Linked DNA regions of Homo sapiens: region 1 is linked to region 2. A link is an interaction called in ENCODE POLR2A ChIA-PET data of the cell type or tissue named here. Cell type or tissue: PC-9. All regions are shown on one strand. Links, peaks and the distances in the headings refer to the core of each region. The heading gives the core; the rest is flanking DNA.

Region 1 (5,386 bases), core at 110-5,109, 53 kb before region 2:
CAGAGAGTGTGAGAGAGATTTATTATAAAGAATGGACTCATGCAATTATGGAGGATGAGAAGCCCCATGTTCTGCAATTAGTGCACTGGAGACCCTGGAGGGCCAATAATGTATTCCCAATGTGAGTTTGAAGGCCTAAGAACCAGGAGGGTTGATGGTATCAGTTCTAGTCTGAGAACCAATGTTTTAGTTCAAGTCCAAAGACAGGAAAAATCTCTTGTTCTTGCTCAAGCAATCAGACAGAAAAAATACCCTCTTACTCATACGAGGTCAGCATTTTTGTTCCATTTTGTGCCTTATCTGATAACCTGAGGTTTACTTACATCAGAGAGGGCAATATGCTTTACTTAGTCTAACAATTAAAATATTAATTTCATGCAAAAGCACCCTCACAGACACACTGAAATAATGTTTGACCAAATGGGCACCCATAGTCCAGACAAGTTGAATCATAAAATTCATCATCACAGGCATCTTTTCTTCTAATCCACTACTAGAAATGCTCTTCGATAAATGCTTTACTCACAGAAGGTCTCTTTATTCCAATACTGCAGTGTTTTATCTCTGTGAAAAAACTACATTTCAGTTTAAGAACATTATTAAACTGTGGGTTTATGTTTAAATGTCAACCTTGAAATACATTGCATTTCAAAAGATCAATAGAGTTTTAATTTATTTTTGATAAATGTCTTTCATTGAAAGAAAAATAAGAAACTGTCAATGATCTGTTCTCATGTAGTTATTAATGTAGTAATTTTTTAATTGTTGTAGAGACTTAAGGAAGGAACACTTTCTCAGTCAGTATCACATTTTTGGATTAGTGTGTGTGTTTCCAAATTCTCGACAATCAATCCTGATCATTTTTTTTCTTAATGGCTAGATTGTTGAGCCATGGTTTATTTATTTACCTGAGCCACACAAAATCAGATATTCTAAACTTAAATGATGTATTACATACATTTATAAAATTGTCTTTCTAATTATTTTATTATCTGAAAAAATATAACTTTGTTTTCTCTTTGTGTGTAGCTGTGTGCTCGTGTGTGAGTGTGTGTGTGTGTGTGTGTGTAGAAGGGGAGTAATTTATGTGCTTAGAGAGATTTGTTGTTGTTGTTTTTTAATGTTTTTAGCTAAACAATACTGTTGTCTGACTTCAGTCTTTTTCAAGAGCAAAGAAATGTCAATCCATGAATCCAGAGAGATAGAGTTCAGGGACTTGTTTCTTCTGATAAACCTGCAGTTGACTCTCATGGTGTATTTGGAATAAATGGGTCAGATTAGTGAAATGTCATTTTTGTTGTTTCTATTTTGCAGTTTATAAACTTGGAATGCTCCAGAAGTTTAAGAGCCAAGAACAATGCTGGCATGATCATAAGGTCAATTACATCTTAACATTTGCCAAAAATAGAGTAGTGGCCTCAAAATAGTTTCATTTCAGAGAAAGGGATATAAAAAGAGTGGGTACCAATAATTATATAAAAGTATTATACTAATCTAAACCATGATCATCTGATGTCCCATTTCTATGGCTCCTGAGTTTTTCTCCAACTTGAATAAGCCTGAATCTAGTGACATATGCATTCTATGTGTTAACTAAATATCAAGGATCAATAACACTGGGTTTCCACTGAAGAGCCTTTAGGGCTACTAAGAATTTAAAGGTGAAACAGAGTCTGCCAGCACTCCTGCTCCAAACAGAAACATGTGCTGTCTTAACTATTTTAAATTCTGGGATTTGACCTCAACATTTTATTATGCAACCCTATTATACTGTCTAAAAATAATATTTTCAAGCCAGTGACTCTCCAGCAAGTCTGTGTAACTACCACCACCACCATCATCAAGGTTAATTACAATATTTCCCAAGACTCTTCCAAAATCTTTACATATATTATACATTTGTGGCAAAGGTTAAATGTATATATGAGGAAAATAATACATTAACTGAAAAGTATATAAACATTATATCTAATGCTATCCAAAAAGGTTGCTCTAGAAATCTAAAAATTACTTTACTTTGGCTCAACTTACTTTATTTCCAACCAGATTAACAAGACTTATGACTCCATTAACACTGAATCGAAAATGATTCACTGTGGTGACCTTTCTAAGCTGAAAAGAGGACTATAGCATCTTGAATAGTCAACGCCTATATTGTAATTTAAAGGCTAAACAATACGTAAACTAGATTTTAAAGTGTAAATGCCATCCTTACCGTGTCACTTTTTCAGTTGGAAACCTCTGCGGCTGGTGGTGCCTTTGCCTGAGTTTTACACGGGCCCGCTGGCCTCTTCTGCTCACTCGCCCCAGCAGGCTGTATTTGGCTCATAATACTGACCTGGATCCCACACCTGCCAAGGGCGAGCCTGGTGAGGAGTAGCAAGGGGTGTGTTAATAAGCATGGGGTCTGGCCACTGCACACAGCCATGCGTGCTTGCTGCCACTGGGCAGGCAGCTCCAGGCGCCAGCACAGGCGTGGGTTCCGTGTGAGACTGGCTGGACCAGGCGTTACCACAAATGGCTTCCACTGCAGGCACTGGGAAATACGATGGCACCCGGAAGCTTGGAGACACCAGAAACTGCGGAGCCCCAAAGAGGGTGTCACAGCCCTGGCTCAGGAGTCTCTAGGTCTGGGATTCCTGAAGGGCCACAGCAGTTCGTTTCTCCTCGTCGCCCACAAAGTGGCGAGCGGTGGGCATGTTTCAGCCCTGTTTGTGTTACCGCTCTTTCAGTCCCACCATTCACTGGGTCCCAGGGTCTTGTTCCACGACAAGAATGAGGTACACGGACAAGTGGAGGGTGAGCAAGGCAGAGAGGAGCTTCATTGACAGAACGGCTGCAGAGGACCGGAAGTGGACAGCTCCTTTCCGCAGGCGGGTTGTCCCAATGAGTGTCCACCTCAGCAGAGAGGAGACCCGTAGTGGGTGGTTCCGCTCACATGCAAGTTGTCGTGATGAGTGCAGCTCTCAGTGGAGCGGAGAACCAGAATGGGTAGCTCCTTTCCACAGGCAAGTCATCCTGATGTCTATGTGAGTTTGGCTGGTTTCGGGGATTTTACGGTCTCAGAAGGGAGAAAGTACGTGCTGATTCATCCATGGGCAGCCATGGGCAGGCTGGTAAAAAGCACCATGAGTTCCCACTCCACCTGGATCTGACAGCCCGGCCACCAGGCTTCAGGCCGTCTCTACCTTGAAGGTGGGGCTTCACGTGGGACTAATCCCTTTCCACCCAGGAACCTGTTTGCCTCCCGCCATCAACATGCAGTCCACAGTGCCCAGGCTGTTCTTACCAAGCAGTGGCCTTTGCCAAGCTGACTTCAGCCCCTCCTCAGCCTCCATCCCATGTTCGTCGGTGCCCGAAGTCCAGAGGGGGCTGAGGTGGCAGAAGGCTGGCATTTCAGTGTCACCCTGAGCGTGCGCACACACACCCGGTCTGGTTGCAACAGCACCCAGGCTTTGCCACAACTTTGATCCTCACCAGAGTGGGCGCCAGGAGTGGGGTGAGGTCAGGCAATGGGAGCAGGAACTTTCAAGCCTGCGGTGGCAAGGAGCTTCCTGGGCCCCTGACAATACAGGGATGCTCGGATCTGAAGCTACAGCTGGGCAGCTGTAGCTGCGCCCAAGACCACAGGGCTCCCACTCTGCCAGCTCTGTAGGGGGATGGGCTCCTGCCTGTTCCCAGTTCCTACCGCCCTGAGGAGTGTGTCACCCGGGCCGCACTTCCTCCCCTGCAGCTGGCGTCTTTGCAGTGGCTGTTCCAGACCAGCTACCATTGCCATCAAAAACATGTGGTTGAGTATGAAAGAAAGCAGAGATTAAGAAGATGGATTATTTTCTGGTCTTATTCTTTTCAATACACAGTTGACCCTAGAGCAATGCTGGTGTTATGGGTGCTGACTTCCATGCAGCTGAAAATCTGAGCATAACCACTGACTGCTTAAAAAGTTAAATAGTAGAAGCCCACTGCTGACTGGAAGCCTCACCCATATCACAAAGATTCAATTAACACCTACTGTATTCTAACAATAAAGTAAGCTAGAGACAAAAAAACGTTATTAAGAAACTCAGAAGGAAGAAAAAACATATTTACTATTCATTAAGTGAAAGAGGGACATCCTTTCTGTCTTCAGGTTGAGTAAGCTGAGGAGAAGGAGGAAGAAGAAGGGGGGTTGGTTTTTCTGTCTCAGGGGTGGCAACGGCAAAAGAAAACTTACTTATAATTGGACTCATGCAGTTCACACTTAGCTGTTGAAGTGCTGACTGCATTTTACAATATTAATAATTATACTTGATTATAAAATTTTAGAGGTAAGATATACTACCAACTGAAAATGTAGTTATAATTACAGAATAACCATATTAGTAACTGTTGCTTCATTTTTGACCATGTAAGATGTGAAAAATATGCACTACTGAGGAAAAGGCAGAACAAATTTTAGTAATTGATTTCCCTAAGAATTCCTAAATGGTGATGAACATGAACTGTGATGGTTTCCACCTTTAATGTGGGTGGGCACTATCCAGCCTGCTGGGGGTCTGGAGAAAAAAAACAAACCTGTCTATCTGTTAGAACTGAGATGCACTCTTTTTCTGCTGTCCTTGGACAGCAACTCCAGACTCCATGGCCTTTTTATTCTTTTTTTTTTTTTTTCTTGAGACAGAGTCTCGCCCTGTCGCCCAGACTGGAGTGCAATGGCGTAATCTCGGCTCACTGCAATCTCCATCTCCCTGATTTAAATGATTGTCCTGGCTCAGCCTCCTGAGTAGTTGGGATTACAGGCACCTGCCACCATGCCTAGCTAATTTTTATATTTTTAGTAGAAACGGGGCTTCACCATGTTGGCCAGGCTGGCCTTGAACCCCTGACCTCGTGATCTGCCCACCTCGGCCTCCCAAAGTGCTGGGATTCCAGGAGTGAATCATCATGCCCGGCCTTGCCTTTATATTCCAAGACTTACACAAGTACCAAGTCTCTCCTGGATGTTCACACCTTTGGCTTTGGACTGAGAGTTACATCTTCAACTTCTTTCGTTCTGAGGACTTTGGACTTGGACTGAGCTACACTACCAGCATCTCATCCTCCACCTTGCAGGAAATCTGTTGCAGGTCTTCTCAACCACCATAATCAGGTGAGCCAATCCCTCTAGTAAATTCCCTCTCATTTATGTATGTATGTATGCGTGCATGTATGTATGTATGTATGCGTGCATTTATGTATGTATGCATCTATCTATCTACCTACCTATCTATCTGTTATTAATTCCATCTCTCTAGAGATCCCTGACCAATACATGGACAAAATGTGACTTCAACTGAAAGCCAAAAATAGCAAATGGAGTTTGATATGCCACCTTGCCTGTCAAAGTGTGATACAGAGTCCAGTAGCA
Region 2 (5,386 bases), core at 132-5,131:
GGTGGTGACAAAATCTCTCAGCATTTGCTTGTCTGTAAAGTATTTTATTTCTCCTTCACTTATGAAGCTTAGTTTGGCTAGATATGAAATTCTGGGTTGAAAATTCTTTTCTTTAAGAATGTTGAATATTGGCCCCCACTCTCTTCTGGCTTGTAGGGTTTCTGCCGAGAGATCCGCTATTAGTCTGATGGGCTTCCCTTTGAGGGTAACCTGACCTTTCTCTCTGGCTGCCCTTAACATTTTTTACTTCATTTCAACTTTGGTGAATCTGACAATTATGTGTCTTGGAGTTGCTCTTCTCGAGGAGTATCTTTGTGGCATTCTCTGTATTTCCTGAATCTGAACGTTGGCCTGCCTTGCTAGATTGGGGAAGTTCTCCTGGATAATGTCCTGCAGAGTGTTTTCCAACTTGATTCCATTCTCCGCATCACTTTCGGGTACACCAATCAGACGTAGATTTGGTCTTTTCACATAGTCCCATATTTCTTGGAGGCTTTGCTCATTTCTTTTTATTCTTTTTTCTCTAAACTTCCCTTCTCGCTTCATTTCATTCATTTCATCTTCCATCGCTGATACCCTTTCTTCCAGTTGATCGCATCGGCTCCTGAGGCTTCTGCATTCTTCATGTACTTCTCGAGCCTTGGTTTTCAGCTCCATCAGCTCCTTTAAGCACTTCTCTGTATTGGTTATTCTAGTTATACATTCTTCTAAATTTTTTTCAAAGTTTTCAACTTCTTTGCCTTTGGTTTGAATGTCCTCCCGTAGCTCAGAGTAATTTGATCATCTGAAGCCTTCTTCTCTCAGCTCGTCAAAGTCATTCTCCATCCAGCTTTGTTCTGTTGCTGGTGAGGAACTGCGTTCCTTTGGAGGAGGAGAGGCGCTCTGCGTTTTAGAGTTTCCAGTTTTTCTGTTCTGTTTTTTCCCCATCTTTGTGGTTTTATCTACTTTTGGTCTTTGATGATGGTGATGTACAGATGGGTTTTCGGTGTGGATGTCCTTTCTGTTTGTTAGTTTTCCTTCTAACAAACAGGACTCTCAGCTGCAGGTCTGTTGGAATACCCTGCCGTGTGAGGTGTCAGTGTGCCCCTGCTGGGGGGTGCCTCCCAGTTAGGCTGCTCAGGGGTCAGGGGTCAGGGACCCACTTGAGGAGGCAGTCTGCCCGTTCTCAGATCTCCAGCTGCATGCTGGGAGAACCACTGCTCTCTTCAAAGCTGTCAGACAGGGACATTTAAGTCTGCAGAGGTTACTGCTGTCTTTTTGTTTGTCTGTGCCCTGCCCCCAGAGGTGGAGCCTACAGAGGCAGGCAGGCCTCCTTGAGCTGTGGTGGGCTCCACCCAGTTTGAGCTTTCTGGCTGCTTTGTTTACCTAAGCTAGCCTGGGCAATGGCGGGCGCCCCTCCCCCAGCCTGGCTGCTGCCTTGCAGTTTGATCTCAGACTGCTGTGCTAGCAATCAGCGAGATTCCGTGGGCGTAGGACCCTCCGAGCCAGGTGTGGGATATAGTCTCGTGGTGCGCCGTTTTTTAAGCCGGTCTGAAAAGCCCAATATTCGGGTGGGAGTGACCCGATTTTCCAGGTGCGTCTGTCACCCCTTTCTTTGACTCGGAAAGGGAACTCCCTGACCCCTTGCGCTTCCCAGGTGAGGCAATGCCTCACCCTGCTTCAGCTCGCGCACGGTGTGCGCACCCACTGTCCTGTGCCCACTGTCTGGCACTCCCTAGTGAGATGAACCCGGTACCTCAGATGGAAATGCAGAAATCACCCGTCTTCCGCGTCGCTCACGCTGGGAGCTGTAGACCGGAGCTGTTCCTATTCGGCCATCTTGGCTCCTCCAAGCCATTGTATTTTTATGTTTACTTGGTTTGAAAACCTGAATGAAACAATAGCAATAATTTAATTATACAAATCTATTTCTGATTCATATTACCTATTAATAACCACATGCTTTCTTAAACAAAAGAAATAAAAGGAAGAAAAGGGAGACAGAGAGACAGACAATGCAAGAGAGCAGGGATGGGGAAGGCAAGAGAAGGAGAAGCTACAAATAGCTTATACTAGAGCAAAGAAGGAAATGAAGAAGCTACATGAATATTGGGTTTCTTTAGCAAACCTAGGCATCTAAATAGTAAATTATTAAAAGGTGCTGTTTAAACATTCACTGAATGACAAAATGATAAATATTGCTGGATTTGAGTAAGGTAGTAGAACATTAGAGAGTTGGGAACATGGTCATTTGAGTAGATGGATGCAGGGAAAACAAAGCTGTTTAAGAGATCTGTGTTCTGTATATTTTCTCCTTTTTTTTCTTTTCTATTTTCCTGCCTATTGTGGACATGTGACTGCATTCTTAATTTCAAATTTCTGACTAAATTTTTAGAAAATGTTGTTTATAATAGAAAAGTTTGTTTCATTTGCTTATAGAAATAAACCTCCAAAACATATACATTGTTGCTGCTATGCTAATCATGTACATAAAGTATTGAATAATGTATAAAGCATTTATTTCACTATATTACTGGATGTTCATAAAATAGACTTTAGCCTTTTTCCTACTATTAATTGTTTTGCAGTAAAAAGCATTTAGAAATTGTTGGTAATATATATTAGATTAATTCAAAGTCCCTTACATTCATCACTTCATTCAAATTTTCCTTAGTTCTTTCATGAACATGTAAATATTTTCTTCATCATTATAGTGATAATTTATGGGAAATGGTATTAATTTTCCTCAAATGGTATAAAGAGGGTTACTGCATAGTTAAACTATACTGATTTCTTTCCTGGATATATCCTAATGACTATGCTTGCTTCTTATACTGGTTGAATCTCAAGGCTATTTTTTAAAAATCTATTCTAAACAATGGCTACTTTTAAAATGTATTCACTCAACAAGTATTTATAGGGCAGCTAATTTTTCCTTTAGGCATAGTGTTATATAATTGAGATGCAATGATAAGCACAAGTATTACTTGGTGCCCCTCTGGACACTGTAATCCAGAAGGATAGATAGATAATTAACTATGTGATTACAGCACAGTCTGACAAATGTAAATACTGTAATTCCTGTTACCAAATTGCCATCTTAATTTTTAGTCTGTTTTACTTGTGCATAATACAATACAATCTAAATTATCCCCCTTCTTCTTCAATGATGACCTCTTAATCAACTTGTTCTCTCATTGAACAAACACCTGTATGTCAGTTATTCATCCAGATGTAAAAATAATAGCAATAAGAAAAACAGATACAATAATTGTTCTTAGATTACATTTTCCTAGTGGAAACAGACAATAAGCACAAAAACAAAAATATAAATGAATTGAGATAATGAGTTCTGTTATGATAAAGCAAAATTTTAAAAAGTCATGCAGAGAGAGGATGAAAGGTGATATCTGAGCAGAAATTCAATGAAATAAGGAGTATCATGGAAATATCTGGAGGATGAGTTCTCCAAGAAGAGAGAACGGAAAGTGAAAGAAACTTGCATGCTTTAGATACAGTAACAAGACCAAGCCATGTAACTATGATTAAGTAAAAGAGACATATATATTTATTTGTTTCAAGATATAGTCTAACTAGAGTTATTTTAGACATGTTTAAAAGTTGGATTTTAGAAAAGGAAACTGCTATAAAGTTTGAGAGCAGATTAACAGTTTCCAATTTAATTTTTTAAAGATAATTCTGGTCACTTTATAAAATATTTGCATAGAGAAATAAAAACAGAAGCAAGAAAATCAGTTAAGCGGTAGTTTATGCAATAGAAATGGATGTGATGAGAAATGGTCAAATTTGGGATACATTTTGAATATAGAGCCCATATATCTTGTAAAAAATTTTTATGGGATTTAGATACAGAAACGAGTATTGACTTCTAGAGTTTCTGCCTGAGCAACTGAATAAATAGTTGTTCCTTTTATGGAAATGGAAAAGAATAAGTGAGGAGCAGGTTTTGTAGCACAAAACCTCACAAATTGGACCTGTCAAATTCATGATGCCTTTTAGACATCCAAATGAAGCTATCAGGAAGGCAGTCAAATATGTGTCAGCAGCTGAAAGCACGTTCATTCTGAAGGCAGAAGTTTTGCCGATATTAGCATGGGTGATATAAAAATTATTTACAGTTATAAAACTGGGTGTGGATTGAGCTGAGCATAGATTGGGTATGGATAAAGACGAGCATAAATGAGACCCAGAATACCCAGAATTATCAGTCTACTCTAGAGGCTAAGTGAACAAAACGTTTCAGGAAAGAAAACTTGGTAATTTTAGAGGCTAAGATGACTAAGAACTGAGTAATGCATTTGTTAGTCAACACTGGTCAACACTGTTAATGAACTTAACAGAAGAAGAATAATTGAAGTAGTTTAAGGAAAGCGTATGAGTTGAGAAACAGAGCAGTTATGGTAAAAAACAATTTTTAAAAATTTTTCTGCATAATGATGTAGACAATGGAGTGGTAACTGGAGTGAGTTGAGGGATCCAAGAATGGTCATTTTAGGATGGAGGATATGACCATGTATTTGTATGCTGATGAGAATGACCTAATAGAGAGGATAGCATTGATGATATTGTGGAGACAAGAGTTTATTTCTTGGAGGAAAACAAGATCCTTAAATAGATGTGGGGAATGATAGGGTGGCTGGACTAGATAAATGCAATGATTGCTAGGCAATGCTACGAGCTCACTTTAAATTTGTGAGACTGAATATGAAGTGATTCAATTTGGGCTGACTTTAATTACATTTTGAAGGTTATTCAGTTACTTACGATAGGAGTTATAGTATAAGCCTGGGTGTTAGTGGCAGAGATAGAGTAGAGGTAAAGTCGTTGACAACGATGAAAAAAAATAATTTAAAAGAAAAAGGAACTGGAGGAATCATTTGCTTGGGCCATTCCAGAAACCAACCGATTCATTGGCTAAACTCTACACAGATTCTACTTCCAGTCATTGGCCTGGGAAACAGGCTAATATCAGTATAGAGGAAGGGACCCCTTTTGAATTGATCTGCCCATGGGAAATGCCTTTATTTAAGTTCACACACAGAGAGGGACATTTTAAAATAATTTGAAAAAATATACTCTGTGCTAGTGGGCCCTGGTTTGAAATTACAAAACCTGTAGGTTAGGTTATTAAAGTTCCAATGATTGATGACTGCCAGGAAGGTAGGTACATGACCACAACACAAAAAAGTGCCATAGTCCTCCTGTATTCATGGTTTTACTTTCCATGGTTTTAGTTACCCACAGTCAACTGAGGTCTGAAAATATTAAGTGGAAAATTCTAGAAATAATTGTTTTAAATTTCATGCTGTTCTAAGTATCATAAAGTGATAAAATGTGCTGTACCACTTTATACTAGCATGTCAGTCATCCCTTAGTCAAGTGTATC

The links. ChIA-PET counts read pairs that join two places held together with the same protein. Peaks named below come from ENCODE experiments on the same cell type or tissue, not always from the same donor. Only the 100,000 strongest peaks of a DNase experiment are listed, where the experiment ranks them.
Region 1: POLR2A ChIA-PET joins it to region 2 with 5 read pairs; 1 of 35 experiments calls an interaction of 5 or more read pairs at or near these places.

Annotation. Positions count from the first base shown.
Region 1 is chr4:65,238,967-65,244,352 of GRCh38, forward strand. It overlaps LINC02835 (long intergenic non-protein coding RNA 2835), which reads right to left and starts at 2,854. Exons shown (of 3, transcript XR_002959796.2): 1 at 2,216-2,854. LOC124900852 (a long non-coding RNA gene) reads left to right here and starts at 2,935. Exons shown (of 2, transcript XR_007058452.1): 1 at 2,935-5,128. RefSeq lists an enhancer at 2,229-3,106. In PC-9, for the core only: no CTCF peak of the experiment used is centred there; a DNase peak (open chromatin) is centred at 2,865; H3K4me3 peaks cover 2,758 bases; H3K27ac peaks cover 1,999 bases.
Region 2 is chr4:65,292,432-65,297,817 of GRCh38, forward strand. No RefSeq gene overlaps it. Among named protein-coding and RNA genes, the nearest start is that of LINC02835, 53 kb to the left of the region's middle. In PC-9, for the core only: no CTCF peak of the experiment used is centred there; no DNase peak of the experiment used is centred there; H3K4me3 peaks cover 1,140 bases.